Linked DNA regions of Homo sapiens: region 1 is linked to region 2. Evidence: chromatin loops called from intact Hi-C (ENCODE). Cell type or tissue: ascending aorta. All regions are shown on one strand. Links, peaks and the distances in the headings refer to the core of each region. The heading gives the core; the rest is flanking DNA.

Region 1 (8,335 bases), core at 269-8,268, 100 kb before region 2:
CTCTTTAGAACCTCACTGTTCTTTAAATAAATTGGACTTGGAGGATGATGCCTTGGGATGGTTTATAGAAGAAAGACCATTGAGTACAACAGTGGACATATACTCAAAGAAAAGGCTCCAGCACTATAACAAAAGATTGACAATAAATGTATATTTGTAGAGCTTCATTTAAAATGACTTGTTTAGGTATGTATCATTTTTTATGACTTCCAAATTTAACTGACTTAAAAAAAAATAAGCCAAATTGTCAATCCTTATGCATTTGGATAAGAGAACCTCTACTTTAGTCTTAAACGCTCCTGTCTCTCTTCCACCTCTGTCAAATTAGTTTCCCACCTTTTATGATAGACTCATCTGTGATTTCCCTTGGCACATCTCCTTTTCATTTCCATTAGCATTATCCTAATTCTTGTTCCTCAACTACTAGATTGGGGCCCCAGATGAATTCCTTGATATACTGTCTTGTATAGGGCCTGTATGCAGTGAGAAAAAGGCACTCTTTGGGGCAGACACAATCCCACAGGAGCTCAACTTTATTTTAGTCACCTTATTCTGCCGCCCCCCCTCCTCCCCAGCTGGCCCACTTTTATGCAGTACACAAACTGAACAACTGCACAGAGCAGTCCTCCTCCCTGCATTTAGTCGCTTTGCCAACAAATTCAGACTGCCCATCCTCTGCTTAAGCCTCCTTTAAATTTGTTGTCTCTATTGTGCTCAAAATCATTTTGGTGGCTCCCTGTCATCTGTATGTAGTGGCTGACCTCAGTTTTATCTTCCATGGGACCATCACCAGTGACTCTGAGCCTTAGTTGTTGCCATCTTGATGTGTGACATAAGTAATGACTGTAGCACAGATGCGCTGGTTAGGCTATGTAATGCTTCTCTCTCCCCGCCCACCCATTCCCACCACTCTAACACCTGTGAGCTCCTTAGGTCTGACTCCTAGTCTAGCCTTGGCTTACCTTTCATCCCAGCTTCATTGTTCATCAGGCTCCTATACCGGCCGTCCTCTGCTACCATTCTGCCAGGTCACCGTCTTCTGAATATGTTTTTTATTCTTGCTTTAAACTTCTTTTCTGCTTAATCACATCCAACTCACCTTTCATGGTCGAGTTTCACCTCTTCAGCTATCCTTCTGTGATTCTCCTGCTGTATGATAGTAGCTGTACCTCTAAACAGAAATGTTCATCTCTATATTCCTCCTTTTGAGGTGAATCGCCTGCCCTATATGAACATATTATACTGGTTATCTTACTCTTAAGTATTCTTTCCTCAGTTAGATTGCACATGCATGAGAAGCAGTAGATGTGTCTCTCATTCTTTCTTCTTTCATTGCCTGCTAAGTACTGTTTGTATACCAGTAGCATGGGTCAGAGTGGGAGGTTGTCAACAGAAGAGTCCAGCATGTATCCATGATGGACTCTCGATCAACTTTATATGATTAACTCATATAAAACAGCCCTGTATGGAAGCTGAGGCTGCCTCTTCCTAGCCACAGGATATTGACCTACTTTCCCCTTCTTATCTGCTTGCAAAATATTTGTTGTACTTAGTGTGTTCTCCCTGTCACAACGAATGTTTGTCTCTCTCTTTCATATGAACTGAAGGCTAAAGTGCTAGTTAAATCAGTGGAAAAAGCAATGGAGAAGAAAAGTTGGTAAGCAGTTTTAATTTCTAAACCAGAGGGGCCTTATAATTTTGTCATTTAAAAAGAACTCTAGTTTTTCTACCCACCTATTGAGAGACAGACGTAAGGGTAGAAATGTAAATTTTAAGTTTTGATGATTTATAATATAATAATGTATTTTGAAAGCCCCTTTTTTGATAAACTACTTGTAGAAGGAAGTTAACTTTTCTTAATCGGGTTTCTACAAGGTAGTTCACTATTGTATGTTTTATTTCTTACCAAAACTTTTCTTGGGAAAATTTGTTTTATTGCTCCATACGTGGTCAAGGTAATTAACTTTAAAAATGGATTTTCCTATAGCTTTACAGGTTATTAACATGTGCTGTATTCAAGGAGAAAAAACTGTGTGTGGGGGTGTTGTCAGTATGTCTCCTTATATAAATATATGAAGTAACTGCTGTATCCTGTAGAATATTTGGAAATTAGCAGAACTATTCAAATTTAGTTAACATTTATAAATGTGAATTTTATAAACAAAAATTTCAGTAAACATTTTATTTGTGACTTAAAAATGATTAGTTATGGCATGTCTTATAGGTTGATTTGTTTGTAGTGTCTTTTGTTCTTCATAAATACTTCAGAATGTATTTAAGGATATGTAAGAATTATGGTGCCTTTGATTTTAAAAGGAATGCTTCCAACATTAGAAAAACCAGAAATTGACCTAGAAAATGTTTCCAAATTCTAATATAATTGTTGATTTTAATCAGTGTAGGTGAAATAACCCACTGCAGCAGTTTAGCTATTTTCTTTAAAAATTATTTCTCAATTTACATTATCAGTGTCTTTTTTGGAACATCTTAGCTATTTTTGTTTGATCAATTCTCAACTAATAAACATTCATGAAATCCTAATGTAAATGTATAAATATCTCTGCCTTTGTTTACATAGTTTATTGGACTTTATTTTAGTGGATTACTGCTTGAGGAAGCTTCTGAATTTTTATTATTCTAAAAAACTTTTTTAAACCTTGAGTATGAAGGCATTACCAAAGCTTCACTGTTGAGTGATGCATATTTTTTCCCCTCCTTTACATGTAGATTACTTAATTTGTAATCTTTAGACTTTTTTTTTTTTGCTTTCCTAACTAGGTGAATTTTTAAAAGTAGCCAGTTCCATTTTGTAGCTAACCATGTATTGTAAACACACAGAAAACATGCTCAAATGTGCCTTGATGGCCTAACTTACCTGGTTATTCTGTGCATCTTTCTGTGCTGTGTATGGTTGCACTCTTAATATATTTTATTTTGGTTATGAGATCAGAATAAAGAGAGCTGCTTTCCTTTGCCTCTGAGTAATGTCACTGAGAGAGATTCTTGTGGTCTGGCATTTGCTGGCTTTTTGGTTTTTAACATTCTCTATAACCAGATCTAGGATGCATGCTCATCCCAGAATGAGCAAACTCAGTCTTTCCAGAGTTGAGCCTTGTTTTTTTTTGTTGAATCAACAGCGTTGGAAGCTGGGACAAGATCCTAGGAGATGATGTGTTATACGCTTTGTGAGGAAACTGAGGCTTGAAGGTGGCAGTGTGCCCAGTGTCTCACTGTGAGCTAGCTGCAGAGCTGGGCCTGCAACTTGGATCTTGTGGATGTTTTTTCCAGAACCACTGCAGTAGTCGTTGTAACCTATGATCTGTTGCAGAATGCCAAAGCTGTTGTTTTCTGGAGGGATAATTTTCTTCCTTAACCTACAAACAAGAATAGTGCACTAAATTCAGTACATTTCTCTCCATTGTCACTAAAAGAGCCTGAACGATGGGAAGGCCCCTGTTTTTTTTTTTTTTTTTTTAAAGAAGGCCATTCTGCCATAGTGTATCCCAGGCTGTTTTATGTGAGTGTCTTTGTTCAGAACCAATCCGGAGTGGCCTCCAAAACTAATGGGTAGAGGAAACCCTATGTGAGTGCCTACCAGGTGCAAATCACTGTATTTTTAATTATAATGAAGGTGTACCTTGAGTGATTGCATGATCCGATCAGGCATAAAGAGAACAGAGGAATGAATCTACAAGTGGTGTAAGACTTTGTTGAGGATCTTAGCACATGGAATGAGATTGAGACCCTCTGATTAATAAGCTGATTCATTTGGAAGGGAAGTTGGTTTTCCTCTGGTGGCTATATTCAATTCAGTAATCACCAGTCTTTCTTGGCGTCTGTGCACCCACCAGGAACAAATCAGAGTCGGGTGTGCCAGTTATATTTGAACAGTTTTACGTTCACTTAGGGGTTCCGGGGTCTCAGGTTTGCCAATCTAAACACATTGACTTCTTGGAATTTTTAAAATCTGCCTCGAAGGAACGCATTGAAAAGTCCGTGCGTTATAATTAGCATGTTCCCCTGTACAGCTGAGTTTGTGTTTCTGGATGTAACAGCGGTTTATAGTTTTTGGCTGCCTCGTCCCTCAGGAATTTGTAGCCTTTTTTCAGACGTTAGCTCATTAATTCTCCAGTCATTGTGAGCTGTATAGCATGACGACCGGTTCCCCTACAGCTGGGCTGCATGCTGCCCATTCTGGACCTTCTAGGGTTGTGGCAGGTGGGGGGTCCATGTTGAGGGGGTGGAGAGGGAGGCAGGGCATGACTTTCAGACCCAGCCTTGGAGTGGGGTGTGTGCTCTCTGAAGTTGACCTGCCCTTTGGCAGCCATTCCTGCCATGACTCTGTAGAGCTTCCTCCGGGAAATGACTGTAGGGACAGTGGTGTTGGCTGCATTTCCTCCTTAGGGTGTTAAACCTCATGTAAGATCAACTGCAAATGAGGTAACTCACTAGGTTAGTTACCTGGACACACCTGCTAGGAGACAGGACAGAAGAGTAGGTAAGCTCTTCAGGGTGAGAAGAAGAAAGGGGCATTGGAGAGGGAGAAATTCATCTAATGAGTTTGCTCTCTCAGTCAGGCTACATAACAGCCCTGTGGAATAGATATTGTCATCCCTGAGTTTTTAGATTAGAAATTTGAATTCCAGAGATGAATTCCTTTGGATTCCAGCCTGGGTCTGTGGCTCCACAGCCTGTGCCGTACCACAATGGGGTGGATCGAAAGGATCCTTGGTGGTAAACTATTGCTGCAAGCCTTCTGTAATATAGAAGCAAAAACTCTTTGAAAAATGGTGCAGTGTTGTGAAGAGCTTGGTGATTTAGGAATTAGACTGAAGGGTATATGTAATAGAATAGGTGTGAAAGACCATTTTCAGACCCGTCAGAAAAGCTTCATCCTCGCCCTGGCTCTTCTAGAAACCAGCTGGCTCCACCGCCTTCTTTTTTAAAGGAAGGTTTTGCCTGGGATTCTAAGGTCTCTCTCCTTGCTCTTTAATTATAAACAAAGGCACTTAGAAATTTTGCCCTTACGTCACAAGTGAGAGTTGGTAACTGGTAATCCAAAACCTTCCATGTTGTTATAGCAGCCGCTGTTATTTTTGACTCAATTTCTTCTAATTAGTCTAGATGGTATATTTTGTCATTCTCACTTTACACAGTTGGGAAAAAACTTTTTTCCCTCTCGTCAGTTTGCAAATTGTAAGGTTCTAGATGCTGTCTTTCAGTCCTTAATCACTGGCCTGTGCCTGGGATTGAGGGTGGTTGATTAAGGGTATCTCCTTGTTGATGACTTTTATTGATGTAAGGCCAGCTTTTCTATACTCAGACAGAAACAGACCTTGATCTTGGTGGTGCCTGTCCCTCTCTGCCTATGCAGAGACAAAACCTAGGGTGTTAACCCTTAGATAACCAGAATGTTGAATTAATAGCCCCTCCCACTCACAGCTTTTTAAGGTTGGAGTCAGGTATGGCAAATGGGCTTCCATTTGCTTTTATCCATTTGTTTGTTTTCACTTCCTGTTTAAATCTATTGGATTTCTTCATTGCCTGGTAATTTCATGTCCTTTGTATTAGCCAGAATTTGAACACAAGTCAACAACATACTATATGGAAATTGCCCAGTAGTTGTGCCTATTTCTTCCATAATCCAAGATTTTAACAAAAGCCCTCCTACTAGCATTCCATTAGACATTTTCAGCAGAAAGCTTTAGAGAAAATGAGGTGAGGGGTTTCTCAATATATAGTTGGCTTTCACAGTGAATTTAAGGATTGGAAAATGAGAGAATTATAATTGGTGAGGTAAATGCCATGAATAGACACACCTTATATAAATATCTTTAAGCAAGTGTGTAGGTAGGAATGAAAATCAGCCATCACCTAAGTCTTTCCACAAATGCATGTCGGGGCACTCACTTTCTCCAATGCTTTAGGGAGCCCTGCAGGGCACCCCGTGTGGTTCTGTGTGGCCCACCAGCCCCATCACCTTTGAGAATAATGCTGCTTGAGTAAATTGTCCTATAGAATCCAGTTTTCACCCAGTTTGCGTTTTTGGTTGGTAAATACTAAGGAAGTGTCTTGTCCTTTGGTTTCTAACTTTAATCCTTCATGAGGACATTCCTGGTGTGTCATCGAGGCTCTCTGATGGTCCTTTGCCAGTTATGACCTGGAGTGGAAGGGTAGCGATGATGGAAACCGTCCTGGACAGAAGAATGGGCTGTGCCTGTCTAATATGCATTTATTTATTCATTTTCTTTCTACACACCAGAGCCCTGTGTGTCAGCCACGCTGTTAGGCATGGGGCTTGTGCACATTGAGAACTTAAACCTCCCTTCTCCAGGGGAAGAGCAGACAAACAAACTCACAATTGTGAGGGAAGGGAAGTATTTTGGCATATTGGTCTGATTGAGCTGCTGTAACAAGATACCATGGACCGGGTGGCTTAAAGAACAGACATTTATTTCTCACAGTTCTGGAGGCTGCGGAGTGGGAGATCAAGTTGTTGGTAGATTCAGTTTCTGGTGAGGGTCCTCTTCCTGGCTTGCAGATGGCTGCCTTTTTGATGTGTCTTCACACTACAGAGAAAGAGCGAACCCTGGTTTCTTTTTTTCTTATAAGGACACCAATCTCTTCATGGGGGCCTCACCCTCCTGACTGCATCTAAACCAAATTACTTTCCAAAGGACCCACCTCCAAATATCATCATACTGGGGGCTAGGGCTTCAACATAATAGATTTTGGGAGGACGCAAGCATTCAGTCCGTAAGATTTGGCTTGCTCACAGCATGTCTCCTATGAGGAATGGTTATTGACACTGGTTTAAGTTGGGGGGTATTTATGTCTGACAAGAGGCTCAGTGGAACCTCTCGAGGGCCTACAGCTAGAACCACTCTGGGCAGCAAAGGCAGCTGTTCTGTCTGCCTGCCATGGTCTGTCACCATGCTTCATTCTTCTCTTCAGATAGGCTTCCTCTGGAGGAGTCTGGGAAGGTTCACCCGCATGATAGCTGTTCCCTGGATCTCTATGAGCTCCATGCTCTGCTGCCCACAGCCACCTGACTGTGGTGTCTGTGTCCTGCTGGCAGATCTTTGGAAGCTTTGTTTGGGCTGGTGTATACCCACCACTCAGTTAGCTGTGGTCTGGCTGAAGGTGCTGTGGCAGGCCTTGGCATCTTTGTGTGTGTGTAAGTGGGGACTGTGCAGGGGAGAGATTGGACTAAGGAGAAAGGCTGTGGAATCATGTGTTCTCTGCTAAGGAATTTCTTTTTTAACTTGGTAAAATATACATAACATAAAATCTACCATTTTAACCTTTTTTAAGTGTACAGTTTAGTCACATTAAGTGCACTCCCACTGCTGTGCCGCCATCACCACTATCTCTAGAGATTTTTCATTATCCCAAACTAAAACTGTAGCCGTTAAATAGCACCTCCTCATTACTCTCTCCTCCCAGCCCCTGGTAACCACCATTCTTTTTGTCTCTATGAATTTGACTTTTCTGTGTACCTTATATAAGTGGGATCGTATATTTCTACTCTTGGGACTGGCTTATTTCACATAACTTAGTGCCCTCAAGGTTCGTTGATGTAGCATGTATCAGGATTTCCTTCCTTTTTAAGGCTGAGTAATGTTCCATTTTGTGTATGTACCATATTTTGTTTATCCATTCATCCATTGATGGACACTTGGGTTACTTATACCCTTTGGCTGTTGTGAATGATGCTGCTATGAACATGGGTGTACCAACATCTGTTTGAGTGCCTTCTTTCACTTCTTTTAGGTATATACCCAGAGGTGGAATTTCTCGGTTACGTAGGGAGTCTGTGTTTAATTTGTTGGAGGCTCTGCTAAAGAATCATAATGCTGGCTGAAAGGCACTGGAGAGTTATTGAAGGGTTTGAAGCAGGTTATGCCTAATCAGATTGTGATTTGAAAAAGTAACTTGGGTGGTGTGGGCTGGGGAAAAGGAAAGGGCTGGCAAGGCTGTGGTGGCGAGACAAGGCAGAGAGACCCCTTAGAAAGCTCTTGAGGGGAAGGGATAGAAGTGAGCTTAATCAAGGTGATACAGTCAGTGAGACAGATTGGATATGTGGGAAGGAAGGAAGAGACAGGGAGAAGCCAAGGATGAGAACCTGGATGGATCAATTGTTATTTTGTGGAATTTAGAGGGAGTAAGATTTTTCTTGTTTTGTTTTTTATATTTTGGTGTGGGATGATTGATACAAATTTTGGAAATGTGTTGAGCTGTTAGACACAGCCAAGTGGTAGAGATGATTGGTAGGCAGGCTGTCGATAATATGGGTTGCTAATTTGGGGTAAAGGAGAAGGTAAGAATAAAGGAG
Region 2 (8,335 bases), core at 149-8,148:
TGATAATCAGTAGACATAAGAAACAAGTGCTGTAGCAAACTAGCCCGTGGTGTATGATCAGTGAACTGAGAGCAACAGTAGAGCAGAGTAGGGGAGCTCCCTGGGGCAGGGAAGGAGACTCAAGTGAGGTGGGAAATGACTGAAGGGTTTTGAGCAGAACAGTGGCATGACTGCCTTGTATTTCAAAGGGTCACTCTGGCTGTGATGTGGAGAGCAGAGGGTCAGGGAAAAAGGAGTGAAAGCGAGGGACCTTCGAGGAGATGTGCACTAACCCAGAGATGATGGTGGCTTGAACCAGGTAGTCGCAGTGGAGTCAGTGAGAAGTGGTCACATTGTGGATATTATTAGAGGGTAGAGGCTACAGGACTTGCTGGTGCTAGCTGGTTTAAGAGGAAGAGAACAATCAAGGGTGATTTAATGTTTTTGGCCCAAGCAACTGGAAACATGGAGTTGTCATTTACTGATTTGGAGAAGACAGTGGGAGAAGCCAAATTGGCCTCCCTGCCTTACTTCTTGAACCCCCTCTACCCTTGATATTGGGGCCAGTGAAGTCTTTAGTCTTTGTAAGACACAAATCTGAGCTGCTGCCTTCTCTCCTTTTGCTTCAAGTTAAGTGGGTGGGTGTTTGGATGGTTGCATGCCTGTATACGTGCATGTATACCCAGGCAGCTTCTGCAGCCCCTTTCACTAAAACCCTTTGTGCTATGGCTTACGCATTTTACCACCAGTCAATGACTCAGGCTAGAATTAAATTACTAACTTAGGACTTCCACTCAGGCCCCCACTTTGTCCAACTGTATTCTTGTTGTCTCATCCTCATAACTATCCATAAAGCCTCCATAAATGGTAGGGTGGAGCCAGGCTTGCCCTCTGTTGCTGAACCAGCCTTTCCTACTATAATCCAAGAATGCCTTTATGTCTTTAGCTTTCAACATTGATATCTTATTTTAGGTGAGTTATTTTGGCTGTGGCAAATACCATAACTTTATATATATGGAAATTTGGTTTGTAGCAATCGTTTCCTAGCTATAGCCATTGCCTGTCCTTCCTCCTAAATTACTGCTTTTGCTGTCATATCTGTCCAAGTCATCCTCACTAATTCACAGTCAGATACGAAGTAACTTACTTAATCAAGGAAATGCTGCTGAGAGCCTGTACAGCACAAGCCCACACATAGGCCCTGAGTTGGGAAGTAAGAGGTTAGGGAAGACCCCATGGAAACAATCAAAGGATTTAGATGTGTGAAGTATGGCTGAAAGGGCATATCAAAAAGAAAACATTGAGAAAAGCCAGATTTGGGGCACATATCAGAAGAAGGATTAATCAAGCTTGGCTATAGCTGTAGATATGTAAAGAGGATTCAGAGCAATATGGCTGGAAAGGTGAAGTCTGCAGTCAGAGTGGCAAATCTGCACCAGTAGTTCTTAAACTTGAACGTGCATCAAAATCACCTGGTGGACTGACTGACTAAACATGGTTTGCAGACCTCACCCCCAGTGTTTGATTCAGTGGGTCTGGGGTAGGACCGAGGAATTTGCATTTCTAATAAATTCAAAGGTGACACTGCTGCTGCTGCTGCTGGTCCAGGATCACATTTTGAGAGCCACCGAGTTTGGACATTTTCAATAGCCAGAGTGGGAATTGTTAAGTCTGTAAGGAAGCCATGAAAAAGCCTGTGTTGTTTAAGAAGACCCTTTAGGAATATGTATATTTTGGGTCTTTTTAAAATTGTGTGTTTTACTCTTGCTTTTTTAATCATCCTGTATGGGAACCAGGCCCAGGTGCCTCTGACTTTATAAGCTTATTTTAGTCACCTTACATCACTAAAGAAAACTTTCCACATTTTCTTAACCTTTGGCATAAAAGAATTTGGCTAGAGATCCTCAGCTATTCGGCTCCTTAGTCAACTGTTTTTTTTTTTATTTTTAATGTAGTACTCAGAGTATCTGGTTCTACTGATCTATTGCCTGGGAGGTTTTGATTGCTGTGAGAAGTGATTTGTTTTATTAGCCTTTCCACATAGCTTCAATTCCTGGGCCCCAGCATCATCTTTATTGCCCCATGCCTCCTTTTCCCAAGGCATTTAGACCTTTCTCTAGATAGGAGGACTAATACTGAAATAATAGAAACTCAAGACAAGAGTTTTTCAGCTTCTCCGACATACTCTCTCCTTGGCTTCTGATGTCCTCTGAAATCTGATCCCACACAGCTTACCTCAGTTTATTCCTTGCTAGTTCTCTGTTACCTGCTGCCTCTGCTCCGACCTGCCTATCACCCCCCATGTCATGCTCATTCTTTCTGCCCATCTAAATGCTCTACCTGATTGTGCCCTATCCTAGGAGACTTCTTTGATCAAATAGGCCTCCTGAGACACCCCGCACCCCCATCAGAACCTGTTTTTTTTGCAGTTTGGCACCTGTCCTCTGCTTGTTTCCTCTGTGTTAGTTTGATCTCCTTAGCTCCACTCTAAGCTCCTGGAGGGCAGGCCCCATGTCTGTGCATCTCTGAGTCTCCACCTTGCTTTGTCACTTGCCGTCCTAGACCATGCCTGTTACTGGCCATGTCTGCAGCACATTCCACCTGGGCTTTTCCTCTCTGAGTTTCATGCAGCTGCAGAAGTGCATGGTCTTTTCATAGTGTGCTTTGAAACTGAGATGGTGAATTAGTGCACTTTGAGTCTTCCCTCGTTTCTACACCCCATATTAGTGGTCCTTAAGTGGGAATAGACATTCCTTCCCTTACTGCTTTATAGGATAATGTTGTGGAGATTTGGTGGCATGAATCAGGCTCAGGAAGTCAGGGGTGGCACATTGGCAGCCAGGTGGCAAATTGGCAGCTCCTAGGGCCAGGTAAAGCTCAATATTTTTAGTTGACTAAAGGGTAGTATTTTCTTTGGTTTTGTTTGTTTGCTCTTTAAGTTTTGAATTTGAGTGCCTTTAGCCTGGAATGCATCCTCTAACCCCAATAGAGAGAGCCATCATTTCCTGTTCATTTCTATCACACAGTCCCTGGAAACATTTGAGTTTGAGACCCCTGGAATAAATATTGTTGAAGAAACCAAAGAAGATTAATATTGGCTGTGAATACACTTTAAAAAATATAAAGCAATTTATCAGAATAAATTGTCACTATTAGTTCAGTTGTTTATTGAAATAGTGGCTTGTTGAAAGTAGATAGCATGTAACTAAAAAAGCTGGACGACATTAAGATGAAAAAGGGCTCATTTACAAAAACATGGTGTTTTGAAATTATGTGGTGTTTTGAGATAACTTGAATTTATAAGAAGAAAAAGGAAAGGATTTGGAAATTATATAGCCTCATGAGGTAGTAGTAGACGAAAAGGATACTTCAGAAATCAATATAAGTACATCTATAGACTAACTGTGTGCTAGGCATTATTCTAAGCACTTAAATTACCTATTTTAAGAAAGCAAAAACTAGAAGAAAGGGTATTGGGGAAAGATGCATCTAAATTATATTTTGATTTCTCTGTTTTAGCATTTGACATGCATTTTCTACTATGGAAGCATTCCCTCCCTTGTTTGTTTATTTGTTTGTTGCCAACTCTTAGGTATATTCTCTAACCCTAATTGGAGTAGGGAGGGAGGTTTGGGATTAGCATGGAAATGTCAGATGAAGGGAAAAGGTGTTATCTTCAGCTGTGTTATGTTGCCAGGGAAGTGAATCTGTTATTAAAGTTGTTACATTTTATTTAGGAAGAAATGTAGAGAAAGTATTCCCACATAATCTAACAAGTTGTGCTCTTTGTAAAATAAAAATGTACTGGTTAATTTTAACAGTAATACCCCAATTTTTACTTAGAAGCAGCAAAATACACACATACGGCCAGCATGTTGAAAATAGCAACAAAACCTCAAGCTTTTTCTCTCCCAAGGCCAGTTCCTTGTTAGGCTGCTGACACCCAACCTCCAGGCCTCCCCAGGATGCTGGTATTAAACATCTCATTAGTACTTACTTACTGTATGCTCTGGGCACTCGGTGCATTTAAGGGTGTTTAGATTCTTCTGTCCAAACCTGACTTTCTTCGGCCTTTGGATTCTAAGAGTCATAGAGATGCATATGTCTTCTGCCTCTTTGTCAAGTAGTTCTGAATAACTTTAAAAGTAGATAAGCACGTAAGAAGGGGTTTATGTTCATTCTATAACTTAAAAGAACTCATTGTGGAAGTTTTTTTAAATACTCAAGTGATTAGTGTGGCCAGGCATGGTGGCTCATGCCTCTCTAATCCCAGCACTTTGGGAGGCTGAGGTGGGTGGATCACCTGAGGCCAGGAGTTTGAGACCAGTCTGGCTAACAAGGCAAAACCCTGTCTGTACAAAAAATACAAAAATTAGCCACGCGTGGTGGCACACACGTGTAGTCCCAGTCACTCGGGAGGCTGAGGCACGAAAATCCCTTGAACCCAAGAGGCAGAGGTTGCAGTGAGCTGAGATTGTGCTACTGCACTCCAGCCTGGGCAACAGAGTGAGATTCTGTCTCCAAAAAAATTTAAAAATAAAAAAAGATTGAGTGAAGAAAAAAAATTTGCAGATTCCATCAGTCAAAGCCATTTTCATATATCTCCTTTGAATTTCCATTTCTGTGTATAAGGGTTTTAAAAAATAGTTATCATATTAAGTAGACAGTTGTTTAATTTTCACATTACGCGAGCATTTCCATTTCATTACCTGATTTTCATAACCATCACTCTCTGATGACTATGTAACATTACTCTCAGTGCATGTTTCTCTTACTACCCCCTATTGTTGGATGTCTAAATTGCGTCTGATTTTTCTCTGTTCCATAAAATTGAAATAAATATCTTTGTGGTGAAAGTTTTTGCAGTATTTAAAATTAGTTTCCTGGTTTGTGAAAAAGTGTAACTGTGTATAAACAATTTGCCTAATTCTCTTAAAGGTTTGATTGTTTATGATACAAGAAAACTGGTTCTGCAAAGATGTGAAATAAAAGAGCTTCAAATATTTTTTAAAAGTATCTTTATGATTTTATTAAAAGTAAGCATTGTGGAATTGTGGGTGTTAAGTTTTGTTTGTTTGTTTTTTAATAGGCTTATTATGCCCGTGATGCTCTGGCTAAAAACCTCTACAGCAGGTTGTTTTCATGGTTGGTAAATCGAATCAATGAAAGCATTAAGGTACTGAATTTCTATGAGCAAAATCAGTTGTAATAAATGGTATTCACAGTATAAACATTAAGTTGAAGAAAGTTTAAATTTATAATCAAATAATTGATTGCCACTTACAAAGATTATTCCTTAAAAAGAGTGTACCATGTATAAGATTGAAATTTGTCAGGGATTTTGTTTATTTTGTTTTGCCATGTGTGTTGCTTCTGACTGGTGAATAGTCTGATGGTCTTTGTGGAGTTACTCTGGGAGTCGGCGTCCCAGGTTTTGGCCTGGCTCACCTGGTAACTAGTGGTACACACTTTGCTGAAAAGGTCACTTTACTTCACTAGGTCATGATCTAATCATTACTAAAATGAGAGTGTTGGACTAGGTGATTTTGAAAGGCACCACTAATGCCTTCTTTAAATATATCACCTATTATTAAAATTTCTAAAAGAGTTCTATACCAATGCCTCATCTCATACATTTTTTAAAAAACAACTAAATTAGTTATTTTCTTACTTAAGAAACATAATTAATTTGTAATATATATCTATGTTCCTTGGATGCTTGTAGTGTTATATTTCATGCCTTAATTAACCCTTTAATTTGAAACTTTTTAAAGGCACAAACAAAAGTGAGAAAGAAGGTCATGGGTGTTCTGGACATTTATGGCTTTGAGATTTTCGAGGTAAGATTTAAAATTTTTTTTGTATTGTCTTTAGTAGAGTGGAATGGTTGGAAATTAAATCCTGTATTATGTAGACATTATAAGTAACTGTAACTTTGAATCTACAAATAATCCTTGTGTAGATGTAACACACTATCACTTTGAATCTGCCAACAAATCTTTGTGTAGATGTAACAAAATTTGGTTGTGTATTCCTGCATGTGTGCCTGAGTGTGTGTGTGTGTGTGTGTGTGTGGTGTGCGTATGCTGAGAGCCAGCATTTTGGAGACAGTACTGCTTAAAAAGAACTCGTATTAGTACCTGACTTTTGAAATTGCGTATTTAAATTTCTAACCGTGAGGCTTCCAACAAGCTACAATGAGTATGTCTGTGGCCATTTGTGTGTTGTTAGAAAGTGTGGCAGGTTGGTGCCATAAAGAAAGCCACAGGAGGGCTGGACATAGGTTCTGGCCTTGCCAGGGCTGGTCATTTCATCTGTGAGACTCAGAGAAAGAGGATTTGGATTAGGTGATGTGTTGAGTCTCATTACTGTGATCTTATGATAATGAATTCTGCTGCAGAGGTTGAAATAATTTCTGCTGAAGCTCATGGTGAATTTTTTAAAATGATTCTATGCTTGTTACAGATTAAATATTTAAACCATTTGTGCTTGGTTAAGCAACACATATACCTAAAATTAGAATGATATAGAGAAGATGAGCATGGCCCCTGAAAAAAGTGATTTGGAAAATAAACATTATCTACTTATGTTAGAATTTCCTTTTTGCCCCCTTGCTAACTTTGACATTTAGAAGGAGTTTTAAGGATCTATTAAAACATTTATTCTCACTTTTAGGAGTGGTATTTTAGTTTGGTTCACGGAAATAAGAAGTAGATCGGGCTCCTCCTTTCTTAATTCTCCTCCACAAGTAAGATTTGTGAATTTCTTTAAGGAACCAGGCTCTGCCCAGAATGTTCCCAAAGAATTTACATGTTCTAAAAAATTAGGGTCACAGAATCTCAGAAAAAAAACATCAGATCATTCCTTTCACCTAAACCAGACCTTGCTAGCACATGCCTTTTTCTTAGTATGTTTTCCCTCAATCATATTCTATATTTAATAGCTAATGGTAAGTACTAATTGAGGGCCGACTGTATGTAAGCACTGTGGTAAGTGGTGTGTGTATGGTCTGATTTACTTTTCAAAACAGCCTCATGAAGTAGCTGTTATTATTATGAATTCCATTTTACAGATGAGAAAGTAAAGCTCCTCAGGTCAACTAACTCCCCAGGGTTATACAGCTACTTAGCGGCAGACTCAGGACCTAAACTCCAGGCCCTTTTAATATTTTCATTTATTGCTTTTCTTTCTTACTAAGATTGAGACCAGGGGCACTTCCTCACCTTTCTTCCCAAAGTAACAGGTTCCCCAGTATCTGGAAGTAAGAAAAAAATAAATGTGGTAAGTCTCTGACTCCCCTGTTTCTCCACCCTTGTCATTACTCCAAGCTCCTGGCCAGCATTGGGTGCTTCGTAGATGGAAGTGTGTGTGCTGGTGGCTTCCCCATGGGGTCCCCAGAACAGAGGTCTTCAACACAGCATCTGCTTGTATTGCTGCCCATTTAGCAGAATCTACAAAGGAAAGCTACCAATTTCTTGGTAGAAAGGGAAGAATTTGAGGTTTCTGAGTTAGGAGAAATGCTTGAGTACACACAGAAATCACTGCCGAAATTAATTTCTTTCTAGCAAGACCTCAAGTTACTATCACTAAATGGGCAGAATGCCAAAGTCATTCTTTACAGTTGGCAGGGAAAAAGACTTACTACCTAGCACATTGCTGTGCTAATCTAGATTTAAATGGTTTCATGAGCAGGGGAGATGGGTAAGCAGAGATTTCACTAGAAAGTTAGATTAAGAAGATACATTCAATGACATTTCCAAAGTCAAAGAAACTGATTTTGTTTTAATTTTGCTAGAAAAGGATTATTGATCTTAAGCCAGTGGGCAATGGCTTAATATCATATCACAACACATGGAAAGTTTAAAAAATAGGATAATGAGGTTATGATGGGATATCTAGTTAACTTTGACTTCCAGTAGGTCCTAAGATCTAATTAGCCATGGGAAAAGAAACACTTATAACACTCAAAGGAAACTGAGTTATAACTCATAAACAATTCGAGTCATTTCTCAAGTGTTTATTGAGTTACCAGATACCAGTAGTAAACATAACTGAGATATTCCTTGTCTGCATGGAGCTTAGAGTCTTAGCCCTAAGATTGAGAGTCTGTGGCTGCCAGAGGATGTATCCTATCAGGTAGGAAAGTCTAATCAGGAAACTATATTACGTTTTAAAAGTTTGTTTGCTACAGACCTAATCAGAACAGAAGTCAGATGTTCCTGTGTAAACATCCTTTAACTTGATGCTGGGTGAAATACCCTATACCCTTCAGCAATCCAAGAATATTTTTCACTTCTGGTTAATTCAAGTTTCTCTCCATACCTGTCTTGCTGAATGTGCCCTCCTTCTGCAAGTT

Evidence for each region. Hi-C counts contacts between places; a loop is a spot of excess contacts. Peaks named below come from ENCODE experiments on the same cell type or tissue, not always from the same donor. Only the 100,000 strongest peaks of a DNase experiment are listed, where the experiment ranks them.
Region 1: it touches region 2 in a loop (2.1-fold over the local background); 2 of 110 quality-filtered maps call a loop at or near these places.

What each region holds. Positions count from the first base shown.
Region 1 is chr2:191,261,732-191,270,066 of GRCh38, forward strand. All of the region lies in intron 1 of MYO1B (myosin IB), which reads left to right. Among named protein-coding and RNA genes, the nearest start is that of MYO1B-AS1, 20 kb to the left of the region's middle. In ascending aorta, for the core only: no CTCF peak of the experiment used is centred there; a DNase peak (open chromatin) is centred at 4,100; H3K4me3 peaks cover 2,324 bases; H3K27ac peaks cover 4,553 bases.
Region 2 is chr2:191,364,474-191,372,808 of GRCh38, forward strand. MYO1B (myosin IB) reads left to right here. Exons shown (of 31, transcript NM_001130158.3): 12 at 5,069-5,155; 13 at 5,754-5,819. It also overlaps the pseudogene RNU6-1045P. Among named protein-coding and RNA genes, the nearest start is that of MYO1B-AS1, 120 kb to the left of the region's middle. In ascending aorta, for the core only: a CTCF peak has its summit at 4,755; DNase peaks (open chromatin) are centred at 1,768 and 2,058; H3K27ac peaks cover 4,380 bases.